2 separate regions of the Mus musculus genome follow, and region 1 is linked to region 2. Evidence: chromatin loops called from intact Hi-C (ENCODE). Cell type or tissue: left cerebral cortex. All regions are shown on one strand.

Region 1 (8,000 bases), 360 kb before region 2:
GGTGATGTGTGTGTGTGTGTGTGTGTGTCTGTCTGTCTATCTATCTATCTATCTATCTATCTATCTATCTATCTATCTATCTTATCTATCTATCTCTATCTATCTATCTATCTATCTATCTATCTATCTATCCATCTGTCACTCTTGTACTTTGAAATGAGAGGCAGACAGATCATGAGCTCTAGGCAAGCCCGAGTTACACAATGAGACTTTGTCTTAAAACAGCAGCAGCAACCAACAATAAGAACGCCCACAAAACCCAATAAGCCAAATCAAGCAAGCCAAAATTAAACAAAACGGTTATGGTTTGCATCGGCAATGACCCTACAAGTTTGAATTTCTGCCTCTTGGTCTCCAGGTGCTGACCTTGGAGGTGTTCACTGTCCTTGTCCTTTGGCTCGTGGAGCCTCGCTGGGGGAAGCTGGCCACTAGGGATGGGCCTTTGAATGTTATAGGACTTCCTGGTTGAGGCATGCTTGCTGATTGCCTGGTTTGTCTGGGATGTAAGAACAGCTGCCAAGTGTTCTCTTTGTCCTAAAGCCACTCCCTTTGCCTTTTCCACCGTGATGGCTGGATCCTCAGAAACTGTGGGTCAATATTAGCCTTTCCCTCCTCAGAGCACTTCTCTCAGGGACTTTACTCATAGCCATGAAGAAAGTAACTGGAACCGAAGCCAAACCAATATCTACAACCCAGCAGTCTTACAGATTCTAAGTGAAGGCAATTTCAGAGTTAAGAGCTTGTGAGATTTCCTTTCTGAACAAGAACAAGCTATTTTGAACAGTCCTATCAATACTTTTTATATATATTGGACACCATGGGTTTGATGTTGGGGGTAAAGCACGGGCAGATAATTGTCTATCAAGTCTAGGTTATTTCATGGTCATGACTGAGTCAGAGATCCTATAAAACACAACTAAGTGGTTGTATTCTCAGATTGTATTAAGTATCTAAGACCACAGGTTGGTTCTTTTGTGTTGCGTGCCGGCAGTACTCAGTGGTGAATCAGAGTGGGGAACGTTCAGTGCTAAACACGAACAGGCAAGGCAGCAAAGCCGACCACCCTACTCTGAGGAACAGGCAAGGCAGCAAAGCTGACCACCCTACTCTGAGGTGCTGAGCTACCAGCCCAGAGAAACCTGAATTTCTGCTTTTTGAGAACCCTTGGTATTAATTTGTTTTTTGATGGCTTTTGCAGTCATATACAGCTATGTCAAGATAGTAATTTAGGTTAAAAAAGATAAGCCATGATTCATTCAGAGCAACACAAAAGCATTAGAGGCTATTTGGATGTTAAGAAATGTTTGTGATATGACAGTAGAAGCAGCTGGTAGGTCCGATGACTCACCCTGTCCCCATCAGCAGAGGGTCACACCTAATCTTTGCTGTGACTTCTAGCAGATTCTTAATAGAGCCAAAGATGCAACAACCTGTAGCCCCCCTCCTAAAAATTGCTGGGTAAATAGAATTAAGGATTATTGTTGAGAAATAAACTGAAGATTATCTAAGTGAGGAGTGGAGATTTTAAAGACTAAAAATAAACAGATACTGTGTTTAAATTATTTAAAGTGCTAACGGTCCCACAATTTGGTTAGGAGTCCCTTGAGCCTATAGTATGAATGTTCAGGCAAGATGGGAGAGGAGGCAGCACTGTCTTACCAAGGATGCTACAGAGTAGACCTTTGGCTTAGACTGTTTGACTCCCTTGCAAAATAAGGGAATCTGAGCCCTAAGTTTGTAATTTCACGCTTTTATTAGGGTTACTGCAACACAGAGGCTGCAGGTGCCGTGGCTTTCTACCTTCCTCTTCCCATCGGTTTTCCTGGCCAGAGACTTTGGCAAGGCAGACATTTGGCAGTGTTTATATCTAATTTGAGGGCTGCTAAGTTCTCTGTGGCTACGTACACTCAGGCTCATCTCTCTTTGATGACAGAAAAACAGAGAACAAATACCATGTCAAGAGAACATCTGCTTTGCCAGGAAATTAAAAACATACACGTTTACAGATCTAATATTTTATGAATTCATTGGGAATTTTGTACAATGCATTTTTGATCATACTCATCTCCTACCCTCCCCACCCAAACACCTCCTAACGCACCTTCACCTCCCTAACCCCCTCAACATTTTCTTCTCTCCCTTTTTTTCAGATAATGTATCAATTCCACTTTGTGCTGTCCACCCACACATACTCCTGGATGTAGAGCCATCTCCTAGAGCATGGCCACACCATCAAAGCAAGCTGACTCTCTTCCCAGAAGCCATGAACTGTCCACAGCTCCCCAGAGAGGGCAAAGAACTCATGGACCCCTTCTACCACCATGATAGGATGTTGACTGGATTGATCTCCTACAGGTCTTGGGTAGGCAGCTATGTCTGCTGTGGCTCTATGAGTGCAGTGATCCTGCCCTATCTGGAAGACATTGTTTTGAATTGTACAAATAAAACTTGGAAGCAAGGCAACCCGAGGGACAACTGCTCTATATTTCTTATTAATATATTTTAAAGACAGTCCAGTTTATTATAGAGAACATTTTTTTTTTACTGAAATAGCTTCAGCAGCCATGGAAAGACAGTAACATCTGGACTGCTGTTGGAATTGGTTGTTTGAGTGTCTCTTCTTAGCTGCAGAAGGATAGAGCCTAAGGTCTAACCTTGGAATTTGGAGGGCTGCTCCTTTTACTCACTTTTCATCGGAGCATCACGGTGCATGAGTGGGCAGCATCAGAGAGCCCTGATGTTTCGTTTTACCTACCTTGAAATGCATGGATGATCTGACTCAAGGCAGCAGGATTTTCCCCTTGAGTCAGAATGACGCTTGGGTATCGATTGATTCCTGGAGTCCATTCTCATTTACTTTTCAATTCTTTAAAGAATAATTATGTACTTTATTTTACCTCATGTTTGTGAGTATTTTGCCTGAATGTATGTATATGTACCACAACTGTGCCTGGTACCCACAAAAACAAGAAGACGATATGAGGTGGTTTGCAACTGAAGTTGCAGATGGTTGTTCGAGACCATGTGGGTGGGTGGAATTAAAATTTGGTCTTCTGTTCCAGCAAAAAGTACTCTTTACTACCGAGCCATTTCCCCATGAACATACTCATTATCGACTTTTTGGGATTCCAAAAAACCAAAACCAAAACCAAAACCAGTCACATCAAGGAATCAAGGAGAGCCCATTTTTACAGTAAACTGGTGCAAGTGATGGGCAGTGCAATCTGAAATGTCTAAGGTGTCCTCAAGATGGTGGCATTTCTGATTAGGTGAGCAATGATGGAATCAGACCTAGGGAGCTTTGACTGTTATTGAGGATTGGGTTCAGCTATGATGTGCAGTGCACGGACCTGCCAGCAGAGGGCAGTGCAGTAGCCACCTAGGTGGGGAAGAGACATCAAGATGGTAGAATGCAAAACGGTGCCTAGTGAAGGTGGAATAGGCCTTTATCTTAGCAGTCTGGAGGCAAAGCCAGGTGGATCTTTGTGAGTTCGAGGCCAGAATGGTTTACAGAGTAACTTTCAGGACAGCCCACTCAGCACCACCAAGCACCACCACCACCAGTTCAGAGGACACTGGGAAATACTAAATGAAAGGAAGCAAGTGGCTGTGAGCCTTAGAGCCTGGGTTTGATTGTATAGTGGGAAGAAATAATGCTTATTTCTTTTCTTTTGAGGAATAGTTCTTTTGTAATTACTGGTGTTACTCTGAGTGATTGCCATTAAGTGACTATTTTGTTCATTGATGTATTCTTTAAAAAATGTGAGGATCAAGAGCAGCCAGGATCCAGGGAGGACCCATGTGAAACTGTCTTCTAGACAGAACAGGACAGAAGTATTACACGTATGAACTCACAGCAGCTGTGCTTGCCTGGGCAAAATCCCACCAGCCATTGTTGTAGCATGGTGTGTGTGTGTGTGTGGAGGTGTGCGGAGTGGTCATGAGCATCCACTAACTGAGGAGATGTGGACAGTTGACAAAACCCACACCCAGGAGTAGGAGGACAGCACACATTGGAGTTGATAGGTTATTCTAAAATGAAAGCCACAAAGGGGGAGGGGGTGTGCTAAGGAGGTGATGGTGGATCCTGGAAAAGTTATGGGGAGGAATGGGTACAAATGTGATAAAAATACATTATACAAAGTTCTTAGAGGAGAAAGTGGGGAGAAGCCTTGAAGATATGGGCACAGGGGAAAAATTCCTGAATAGAACAGCAATGGCTTGTGCTGTAAGATCGAGAATTGACAAATGGGACCTCATGAAACTGCAAAGCTTCTGTAAGGCAAAAGACACCGTCAATAAGACAAAAAAACCACCAACAGATTGGGAAAGGATCTTTACCTATCGTAAATCAGATAGAGGACTAATATCCAATATATATTAAGAACTCAAGAAGGTGGACTCCAGAAAATCAAATAACCCCATTAAAAAATGGGGCTCAGAACTGAACAAAGAATTCTCACCTGAGGAATACCGAATGGCTGAGAAGCACCTGAAAAAAATGTTCAACATCCTTAATCATCAGGGAAATGCAAATCAAAACAACCCTGAGATTCCACCTCACACCAGTGAGAATGGCTAAGATCAAAAATTCAGGTGACAGCAGATGCTGGCGAGGATGTGGAGAAAGAGGAACAAGACTTCTTAATAGCTAGCTTTGCAGTTAGTGGTCTTAGCCTGGAGACGGGCTGTACCAGTGTAAGCTATAGATGGGCACCCCACTGAGAGAGAACATAGGGGGTTCTCCCCATCCCTGTTTCTCCTTTTCCTCCTTCTCCTGTACAGCTCAGTGTGTGTGTTTTGCATTGTGAGGTCCGGGTGCTATGTCCAGGGTGGGTTCATTCTCCCGCCCCTTTGTAATAGAGATGGTAATAGAAAGAATGATTATGTTCGTGAATACCTGTGTCCTTTTGTGTCCTTAGTATTTCTGGGACAAGGGCCATAGAAATTTTTATCAAGATTTGTTTTAATAAGTGTTTGAACATTAAAGGAAATGAGTAACAGAAGCACATAAAAGGCCCTCACCAATGTAGCATACTGCAATTTCATAACTGTCCCATCTTCAAAGTCACACTTTAAAACCCCTCTGGTCAGCTGACTTTTTTTTTTTTTTTTTTTTTTTTTTTTTGCCTACTTCCCAAATTAGGGCTGCCATCCATTTTTCAGATTTGATCCCTTTATTCTCCTTTGGTGGAGAATAAAGAAAATTTCCCTCTTAATGTGTCTACAAGATCTAGCATCTTCTTTCTGTGCCTGCTTTTAATGAATCATTATGTTATTTACTGTCCATTCAGCTGTGAGCAATCTCCAGCATGAGGCCCCGAGCGCTGGCCTCAGCACATAGCCTCTCTGGCGAGAGGTCTGAACTCAAGCCTGCTGGTTTTCACTAGCAGACTATTTCTGTTATTTAGGGCTGGCCACCGCAGACTCCCTGGAAACAGCTTCCTGGTGTGTCCTGCTGTTTGTTAGTCTTAAAAGGCATCCATGGGGCCTCCACATATATCAGGTATTTTCCAAGGGTCTTCTGGATAATGGAACAAAACTGCACCCTCTTCACTAGGCCAGAACCTGGAAATCAGTTTGCTGATGAGGGCACCGTTCCTCCTCCCGCAATTCTCAATGGTATCTGTATCCTGAGCTATCTTTTTGTTTGCTGGAGATCTTTTTCTGTTCAGCCACCTCACTCTAGGCTTTAAAAGGCCTTTGTTGAATGTGCCTTCTGCAGTTATCAGAACTCCCGTTTCAGCATGGGGTTATGAAAGTTCCATTTCTTGGCTCCATTCTATTCTTAGAATTCTAGGGACTCTACAACCTTCTAACATATTGAATAGTTCTCATGCAAGGTACTCTAAGAGTGACTCTGAGAATAAATGGAATGAGGTTTTCAAGCTATTTGAAGTACATAATTTAGAAGCTCTACTTTCTGTTTCATTTTGGTACTTCTTGTGAGTGTGTGGTATTCTTTTCTTTGCCTGCTTGCCTTCCTACAACATGGTGAAGACAGTTGTGTGACCCTTAAAATAAAATCTCAAGTCAAGAAGTAGTCGGAAGACTGAAAAGGGAAGGCATGAATGTGCCTATGCACTTCATCTACTTCAGATCTATGAGATCTACAGGGGTTCGCTATGCTGGAGAAAATGTTCTGAATATGGCTCAGGAGAAAATGTCATGGCACAACAGACACTCTATACATGCCTTTATGCCTTATTACCATGTGTGCAGGCAGTGTGTTTCAGACCCATGTGACGGCCAGAAAAACCTAGGAAACTTTAAAAATGAAGTCGTCTGCTAAGGCAGATGGTGTGGTATACATTTGTGATCTAGTGATGGGGAAGCAATGGTAGGAAGATGTTAGCCTAAGAGTAGCCTGTGCTGTGTAGTGAGACTGTCTCAAAAGCAAAGAAGCAAACTCCGACATAACCCAAACTATTTGCTACCCAAGACAATGGCATGCGATAAGTTCTGAATATCGGCTGCTAAAATATTCCTCATTTTATTTTATAGGAACCTTAGCAATCCTTGCATGGTGGTTTTAGCATTACAACGTCAGGATGGATGTGATGACACATGCAATTTTAAAAAAATTATTTATTTATTATATGCAAGTACATTGTGGCTGTCTTCAGATGCACCAGAAGAGGGCATCAGACCTCATTATGGATGGTTGTGAGCCACCATGTGGTTGCTGGGATTTGAACTCAGGACCTTCGTAAGAGCAGTCAGTGCTCTTAACTGCTGAGCCATCTCTCTAGCCCAATAGATACAAATTAAGCACAAAATTATACAAGACTTTGTACAGCGCTGTTTGTGCATGGTTCCCTGTGCCAGAGGTTGAAGAACAAAAGGCGAGGACAGAGTCTATGAAAAATATGTCACCTCTTTTATCTCTGTGACAAGAAGGCCAAAGCTATATGATTTGGTTGATGTATAGTTTGGTTTGAATGAGAAAATTACAAGCCTGAATGGCATGGTTTCTCAGAACACAGCCTGGTCTACCACCACTCATCAGCCCCAGCAACTTCTGCTCTGACAATATTACTTTCCACTGCTTGGTTTGTAACCCATTGAGGGAAAGTAGAGCCTCAGAGCACCAGCCATTCAGAAAGTGAGGATGACCAGGCAGAATCTTTTTCTTTATAGATAATGGTCTGTTAATGGGCCAGAATTAAATTATGGTGCCAAGGTCCAGCCTTGGCTTGGAGAGGGATTCTGAGGAAGGGGTGTTGGAGAGCAGCGAAAGAAATGACTTGAAGTCAAATCATAGGTACAGACTAACAGTGCGAGTTCTACCCAGGACAGCTTTCTCTGGAGATCTTAGAAAAAGACTGCAAGTACAGTTTATTTAAAAAAAAATTGCAACTGAATTCAGAGATCTGTCTGCCTTTGGAAGCACAGAGAATAAGTTTAGCTGGGTGGGATCCTGTTCTGAAATTACCATTCTCACAATGTCTGAGCCTAGGCCTAAACTTGCTCTGTCCCAGGCTGACCTTGATCTCAGGAATCAGCCTGCCTTTATAAGTACAAACAATAAACTTAGCTGGGAGGGATCTTGACCCACCACCACCCCTCTCCAAATTTCTCTCTTTCCCTCATATTTTTCTGACAAGCTGGCTCATAGTGCAGCTGTCTTTGTTCTTTTAGGTTCGTGAAGTCCCTCATATAATTCATATTCTATCCTTTTAGAGTACAGGTGCTGTGACTACTGATAACATTACTCCCCAACTCAGGAAATGTTTTCTCACCAACTTGGTCCTTTCTCAGCTCATACTCAGGAGATAGCAGGAAAGAATTGGCAAGCACCTTGCAGAAGAGCAAGGGAATAGAATGTATTCTTGGGATTCCAAGTCCCAACCTAGAATGTACTTCTTTTTTTACCCACATGTTTTTATTAGATAGTTTCTTCATTTACATTTCAAATGCTATCCCAAAAGTCCCCTCTCCCCTCACTGCTCCTCTACCCACTCACTCCCACTTCTTGGCCCTGGTGTTCCCCTGTACTG
Region 2 (8,000 bases):
ACGTTGAACTGATCTCTAGAACATGCTCGCCTTGCACAACGGATACCGTATAGTGTTGAATATAAACGCCCAATGATCTGCTCTCTCCGGTCCCCAGCGATTCCTGTTCTACTCTCAGTTTCTGTGAACCTGACCCCTTCGGAGGCCCCATGCTTCCCTTTAGGCTCTGACACTTGTCTCCCTAAGCTTCCCAGGAGAGCCTAACCTTGGAAGGGCTGCAGGGATCGATTTTTTGTCAACTTGACCTACACCTAGACATGTCTTGGAGGAAAAGAATCTCAACTAAGAAACTGACATTTAGGCAAGTGTGTGGGCATTTTCTGATTAATGAGCAATGTGCAAACAGCCAGCCCATGAGCATGGTGCCACTCTCGGCAAGCGTTCCAGGGTTGTGTAAGAAAGCAGGCTGAGCAAGTCAGTGCCCAGCATTCCTCTGCTTCATTCAGCTTCAGCTGCGCCCCGGGTTCCTGAGGGAGGCTCCTGTCCTGCTGTCGCAGATTACAGATGCTAACGTAATAAATGCATTCTTCCTTGTGCTACTTTGAATTGGATCAGCTTCTAAAGACTCAATTTTGAATGCTGAACGAGTACCAGTAGGAGGTGTGGCCTTGTTGGAGTGGGTGTGGCCTTGTTGAAGAAAATGTGTCACAGAAGGTGGGCTTTGAGGTTTGAAATGCTCAAGCCTGGATGTTATGAGAAAGTGAGGGAAAACCTCAAAGATATGGGCACAGGGGAAAAATTCCTGATAGAACAGCAATGGCTTGTGCTGTAAGATCAAGAATAGACAAATGGGACCTCATAAAATTGCAAAGCTTCTGTAAGGCAAAAGACACTGTCAATAAGACCAAAAGGCCACCAACAGATTGGGAAAGGATCTTTACCAATACTAAATCAGATAGGGGACTAATTTCCAATATATACAAAGAGCTCAAGAAGCTGGACTCCAGAAAATCAAATAACCCCATTAAAAATGGGGCTCAGAGCTAAACAAAGAATTCTCACCTGAGGAATACCGAATGGCTGAGAAGCACCTGAAAAAATGTTCAGCATCCTTAATCATCAGGGAAATGCAAATCAAAGCAACCCTGAGATTCCACCTCACACCAGTTAGAATGGTTAAGATCAAAAACTCAGGTGACAGCAGATGCTGGCGTGGATGTGGAGAAAGAGGAACACTCCTCCATTGTTGGTGGGATTGCAAGGTTGTACAACCACTCTGGAAATCAGTCCGGTGGTTCCTCAGAAAATTGGACATAGTACTACCGGAGGATCCAGCAATACCTCTCCTGGGCATATATCCAGAAGGTGTGCCAACTGGTAATAAGGACACATGCTCCACTATGTTCATAGCAGCCTTATTTATAATAGCCAGAAGCTGGAAAGAACCCAGATGCCCCTCAACAGAGGAATGGATACAGAAAATGTGGTACATTTACACAATGGAGTACTACTCAGCTATTAAAAAGAATGAATTTATGAAATTCCTAGGCAAATGGATGGACCTGGAGGGCATCATCCTGAGTGAGGTAACACAATCACAAAAGAACTCACACAATATGTACTCACTGATAAGTGGATATTAGCTCAGAAACTTAGAATACCAGAGATACAAGACACATCTGCAAAACACATGAAACTCAAGAAAAACGAAGACCAAAATGTGGACACTTTGCTCCTTCTTAGAATTGGGAACACAACACCCATGGAAGGAGTTACAGAGACAAAGTTTGGAGCTGAGATGAAAGGATGGACCATCTAGAGACTGCCATACCTGGGGATCCATCCCATAATCAGCCTCCAAATGCTGACACCATTGCATATACTAGCAAGATTTTGCTGAAAGGACCCAGATATAGCTGTCTCTTGTGAGGCTATGCCGGGGCCTAGCAAACACAGAAGTGGATGCTCACAGTCAGCTATTGGATGGATCACAAGGCCCCCAATGGAGGAGCTAGAGAAAGTACCCAAGGAGCTAAAGGGGTCTGCAACCCTATAGGTGGAACAACAATATGAACTAACCAGTACCCCGGAGCTCGTGTCTCTGGCTGCATATGAATCAGAAGATGGACTAGTTGGCCATCAGTGGAAAGAGAGGCCCATTGGTCGTGTAAACTTTATATGCCTCAGTACAGGGGAACACCAGGGCCAAGAAGGGGGGGGAGGGAAGTGGGGGGGTATGGGGGGAGTTTTGGGATAGCATTGGAAATGTAAATGAAGAAAATACCTAATTAAAGAAAAAAGAAAAGAAAAGAAAAGAAAAGAAAAGGAACTCACGGAGCCCTGCCCCTTATTGATGAACTGTTTACTGCTATTTACTATTTACTGCTATACCCTTACTAATGAACTGTTTACTGCTATTTAGATTCAGGGAGTGGTAACACCACTGCCCGCCCACCAGAGACACAAATAGGCCCCAAAGGATACCTCCAATGCAATAGACATGCATATGGTCCTGGTTAAATAAAACTGAACCAAAATTTGTGAACCTGGGAAAGGGCCTGCCAGGGGTTGGGGCAGGAGTCTTGGTAGAGATGGGAAGCAAATAACAGAAGGAGGGGAGTAACCTGAGAACACAATATACATGTGTGAAATAGACCAAAAAAATTGATCCATAGAAACTACTTTTAATAAATACTTCTTTAAAAAAAAAAAAGAAATGCTCAAGCCAAGCCAAGCCAAGCCCAATGAGAATCAGTCAGTCTCAGTCTCTCTCTCTCTCTCTCTCTCTCTCTCCCCCCCCCTCTCTCTCTCTCTCTCTCTCTGCTGCCGATCAATATGTAGAATTCTCAGCTTCTTTTCCAGTCCCATGTCTGCCTGCATGCCTCTTACTTCCTGCCATGACGATAATGGATTAATCCTCTGGCAACTGTAAGCCAGCCCCAGTCAAATCTTTTCTTTTATGAGAGTTCCTGTGATCATGGTAATATACATCTTCACGACAATCGAAACCATAATGAAGACACTCCCCAGGTTGCTTCCGGTTATGGTGTTTATCACAGCGACAGAAAGCAAACGCAAACAGAGTTTCCCCTTAACTGCCTGGGTAGCGAGAGTGAGAAGACATCAAAAGTCCACAGGGCAGGGCCTGATAAACACTCAGGGCTCAGGGAGCACTCACAGCGGTGGAATGATGTCTTCCAGTTTTATTCACTGGCTTGTCAATTACGATTGCAACTCTTTGGGGTGAAGCTTCTCCTTGCCAACATCTGTACAATTTTTGCAAGTTAATACATATCTCATGATCTACCTTTCCCTCCTCCATCCCCTCAACTACTATATCACAGAGCCCAGCCCAACACCACACTTTATCACGCCTCCTCTTCCTCTCCGTCCCCCCTCCTCCCCCTCCTCCTCCTCCAGACACCTTCCTTGACATTTTAGGTAACTCAGATATCCACTTTCTGCCATTCTTACTATAACTTTCATACAGTTTCTTACTAAACTCTAAAGTCCCCGTCAACTGGTAAGCCGTTTGAATGTAGTATTCTTGCTCATCATCAGTTTGTAGCATGAGGAAACACAATGAGTTCAGAATACACACAGAGAGACAAATTGATAACTTGCTTATGAAAAGATCCTAAATATTAACAATATTTCACTTATTCTAGAACTTTTCTGAGCACTGCAAATGTAGAAAATAATTGTTGATTTTAACTCTTGAGTACTGAACCACTTAGATGTGTCTAAACTAACATCTCCATTTCACAAATAAATTAAATGAGGTCAGGGTTGAATTGTGCCCAAGGCTAAAAGCTCCACTAAACTGCAGACCTGAGATGAATGCAAAAACACCTTAACTATAGCACCCTGCAAGACCCTAGCAAAAAACCGCCATAGTAACAGCTGCTCTGCCAGGCCAGAGTCTGGTTAGCACAAGCGGTACAAAGGTAAACGGGAGCAGAGCAAAGCATCAGTGGAGTGCTGTGGGCTTTGGAGGAACCAGAGGCTTCACGCAGGTCTGGCCATGCTCTACCACTGACCTGCGCCTCACATTACAAATATCAAGTTCCAAACACTCCGGGAAAGGCTTCTAAGAATTAGAGAGTACAGCTAAACCCAGGAAGCGCATCCCTCTTTTCATGAATGAATTAGCTGGGTATTCTATTCATCCATTCATTTAGATCCTTCAGGAATTCTCTGTGCCAGGCATGTTTTAAGGCCACTAGCCTCAATTTTTATTCTTTGCACTGGAAACACCTGATGACCTTAGTATATTTTATGCCCCAATTCCTCTTCCAGAAATGCTTTCAAGTTCTCGGGGGAAAAAAGTAAGTTCTTTTCATTTGAAATTCTTTGTCTCAACCCTACGGAGATTCTCTACTTAGTGATTTTCAGCTTGGAAAAACTGAATGCACCCACGCCCATGGGTGCACACAGATGCTGCTGCCACCTTGTGGCTAGAATGGAGTATTGCCTTACTCATTTTAATTCACCTTTACTGCAGCTTCCCCCAACCCACTTTTCCCGTAGTTTAGGCAAGCTCTTGTGTTTTAGTCTGCATCTATGTAGTGCAGGCTAGCCTCAAACTCACAGCAATCCTCCTGCCTCATGATCTAGAGTGCTAGGACTTCAAGTCTGCACTAACACACCAGGCTCTAGCATAGCTTTAAAAATGTATTAACTAGGTGGAGTATTGTTTAACACCTACAGTAAACTGATAATTATACACATCCAGACTAAAGTTTGTTGCTATATTTACATTTCTCCTCTGTCTCCCTTTTTAACTTATCTCTCTGGTCAGTTCTGGACAAGCACTTGGTCCCAGTACAATACCCCCGGTCCTTATATATTCTTAACATAGTTCAACTATGTTCCCGTCTGCCTGTGATTCCCCCCCACACACACACTTGGAAAGCTCAGGTTAGAAGTTGGCCCAGCGTCCTTACGCCATCTGCTCACATTTGATGGCTTTTTCTGGTTACTTCAAAAGATTCCTAAAGCAGTATTGCAGGACAAGAAAAGCAGGTTTGTCCTCCCACTCACCAGGCTCGAGCGCCTGAAACTATTCTGCCTGAATCACACGCAGCTCACATGTGGCAACGCTTTTGTATCCATGTCTTGGACACTTTCCTAGGGGTCTCTGCTCTACTTTTATCCTTCTAAGGTTCCCAGGTTGCACAGGGAGGGAAGGGTCGTCCTTTAACATACGTCTGAAATAAAGTCTTACCTGATGTTACTGGTACTATCTACCATGGTAAGTATGAGCCATCTGACAGCACCACACTTGAGAGCATGACAGGAGGGGGTGGGGTGGGGATTTTAGTCTTCTCAGCATCAACTAGTTTTTCCTTTGTCAAACAGAAGGAAAGATAACCAGGAGACACCAAACCCTCGCCTTGCCATGCTCCTGTTCCGTTGCCTCTCCCAAGGGCTCCCAGGGCACCACTTCTTGGCCGTCCTCACTCCGTCCTTCCTCCGGAAGGTCTAGAGTTCAGTAGACTAGTGGAGAGTTCTCCAGTACTTCTCAGTCACACTAGGAAGCCACCTTCAGGAAGCTGGGCTTTGGCTGGCAGCATATGCAGTGCAATAAACCAAAGAAAGCTTCCGGTCTCTTAAGGGAGAGGCAAGACACTTCATCCAACAATAAAAGCAAAAGCTTAGTATGGAGAAACGCTTCCGTGCTCCATGGTCCTGACTTTGAACTCACAGCCTTGGCCATGCCAGCCACCCACCCACCACCTCACCACACCCTCAGTCTTCACAGATGACCGTTTCAATCTTGGCAGCTCTTGGGGATTAGAACAGTTTCACGGCAGCTCCGGCTCCACAAACAGAATAGAAGCTGATGAGCCAGGTATGTGGGAGCCACAGCTGTGGGTGACCCCAGCTGCCCTGACTTTCTCTCCGGCCCCAGCACAGACTCCAGAGTGAATGGGCCTTTGTAGCTATGGTTACTAAGGGACGGGTGGGAAACTGGAAACTTAAATACATTAGCCACCATAAAAACGCATTTCGTGACATGTTATCCTGAAAGGACTGCTCTGGAAACACAAGGTCAGTAATTTCCCAGCTTACCCGAGGACGTGCTTCTTTTGACGGGGTGCATCCTGGGTGTAGGCTTCACTGTGATGATCTCTCTGCCGACTTCTCGATCATCATTTTGAGATTTGGGGAGGGAATCTCCAGTCACATCTTCTTGAGCATCCGGTGACGAGCCTTCGCTGCCCGGAGTGCTGGAGTCCAGAGCATCGTTGGATATTGCCCTGTTTACTTTCTTGGTTTTCAAAAAAGACAGTCTTGGAGAATTTTTTTCCTCATCGTCGGATATATGAAAATCATTCATCTTTTTTCTAACTAGACTTTCATCTGTCGAGGTATCTGAAAATTCACCTAAAGAAACTGGAAAGAGAAACAGGAAAAGATGTGCTCAGCAGTGTATTTTAAACATTCAAAAGCTATGTTCTACTTCTTTGAAAAGTAACACTACCTTCATAAACAGAAATGGCTAGAAATAAATCAATAACCCTAAATACATCCATATTTATTTTGTTACTCTTCAAACCAGGAATCTAGGTAGGCTTGGTTGGCAATTATCAAATAAAGTCTGAGTTTCATTAACGTATTCAAAATATTTATCAAGTGCCTACAGCACTGTATTTTTTGGGGGAGGGTATGTCCATCAAAGGTTGTTCAATGTAGCACCCATCCCAAAATACAAAGATGATACTGTCTAGTAAAGAATATTCTAAGAAAGAATACCAATTTGGCAAGACAGACATGATTGATTTAACAGCTATTCAGAATACTTTTACAGAAAGCATTTATCCAGTGAATATTTCAAAATAACACACTTAATTTCAAATCAGAATTTTACATGATTATATCAGAAATCTAAAGTTTAATGTTTTGCTTACTTAACAGAAACCAAGTTAATGTGCTGATTGAAGGATCTATTTTTCAAAATGACCCACATTGGTGGTCTGAATGAACATGGTTCCTAAAGGCTCAGTAACACTCAGTCCCCAGTTGGTGGCACTGTTTGGAGCGGAGCTCCTCCACTGTCTTGAGGAAGTTCATGGCTAAGGACAGGCTGTGGAAGTGCACAGCCCTGTCCCGTTTCCAGTCTGTTCTCTGCTTCCTGGCTGCTGTTGATGTTATCTTTCATTTCCAGCTCCCGTCCCCAGGCCTGCAACTTTCTGCCATGCTGTCCCCACCGTGCTGGACTGGCTCTCTCTCTCTCTAACCATAAGCTTAAAAAACTTCCTTCTTTAGGTCATTTTGGCCATGGTGTTTTATCACAGGAACAGAAAAGTAACTAAAGCAGAAGTTGGTACCAGAGAGTGGGCTGTTGCTGTTGGAAACCTAGCATGCTGGCTGTTCCTTGGAGGAATGTGGATTATCTTAGAACTTTGGATTAGAATAGAACTAAAGGCTTTAAGGAGACCCTTAAAGACTGATGTTCTAAGAGTAATTGGAACTGTAGAGGTCTGGGTCAGGAAGTTTCTGGAGGAAACTTTATGGCCATTCCTGTGATATCTTGGTGAAAAATCTGGCTCTTGTCATGAGCCCTTGCCTGAGGATAAATGTGCTGGTTAGTTTTTGTTTACTCGACACAGACTAGAGTGTGTGCGTGCGAAGAGGAAAACACAGTGAAGAACAGCGTCCAACAGACTGTCCTGTGGGCAAATCTGTAAGGCATTTTCTCCATTAATGATTGATGTGGGAGGGCCCAGCGCACTGTGAGTGGTGTTCTGCCTGGGTAGTACAAGAAAGCAAGGTGAACAGGCTAAGGAGGAGTAAGATACTTAGCAGTGTTCCTTCACCATGTCTGCTTCAGCTCCTAGCTCCAGGTTCCTGAGCTCCTGATCTCACATATCTCAGTGATGGATTGTTAGGGGAAACTTAAGCCACACACACCCTCACCTCCCCAAGCTGGTGCCGGTTAGTGTTCTATCACAGCCATAGAAATCAAATAATATACCAAATTAAAAAGTAATGGATAATTTCTTTGGTAAGAGACAAATTCTTTGGTTGAATCTGTGGCATGGTTATTACTGCTT

The links. Peaks named below come from ENCODE experiments on the same cell type or tissue, not always from the same donor. Only the 100,000 strongest peaks of a DNase experiment are listed, where the experiment ranks them.
Region 1: it touches region 2 in a loop (9-fold over the local background); 11 of 42 quality-filtered maps call a loop at or near these places.

The regions. Positions count from the first base shown.
Region 1 is chr3:82,721,111-82,729,110 of GRCm38, reverse strand. No RefSeq gene overlaps it. Among named protein-coding and RNA genes, the nearest start is that of Gm29999, 60 kb to the right of the region's middle. In left cerebral cortex, a CTCF peak has its summit at 3,356 (motif pointing right); a DNase peak (open chromatin) is centred at 3,359.
Region 2 is chr3:82,361,630-82,369,629 of GRCm38, reverse strand. Map9 (microtubule-associated protein 9) reads right to left here. Exons shown (of 14, transcript NM_001081230.1): 4 at 6,016-6,339. Among named protein-coding and RNA genes, the nearest start is that of Map9, 7.6 kb to the right of the region's middle. In left cerebral cortex, CTCF peaks have their summits at 4,395 (motif pointing left) and 6,959 (motif pointing right); DNase peaks (open chromatin) are centred at 4,392, 4,944, 5,666, 7,036 and 1 more place; H3K27ac peaks cover 1,569 bases.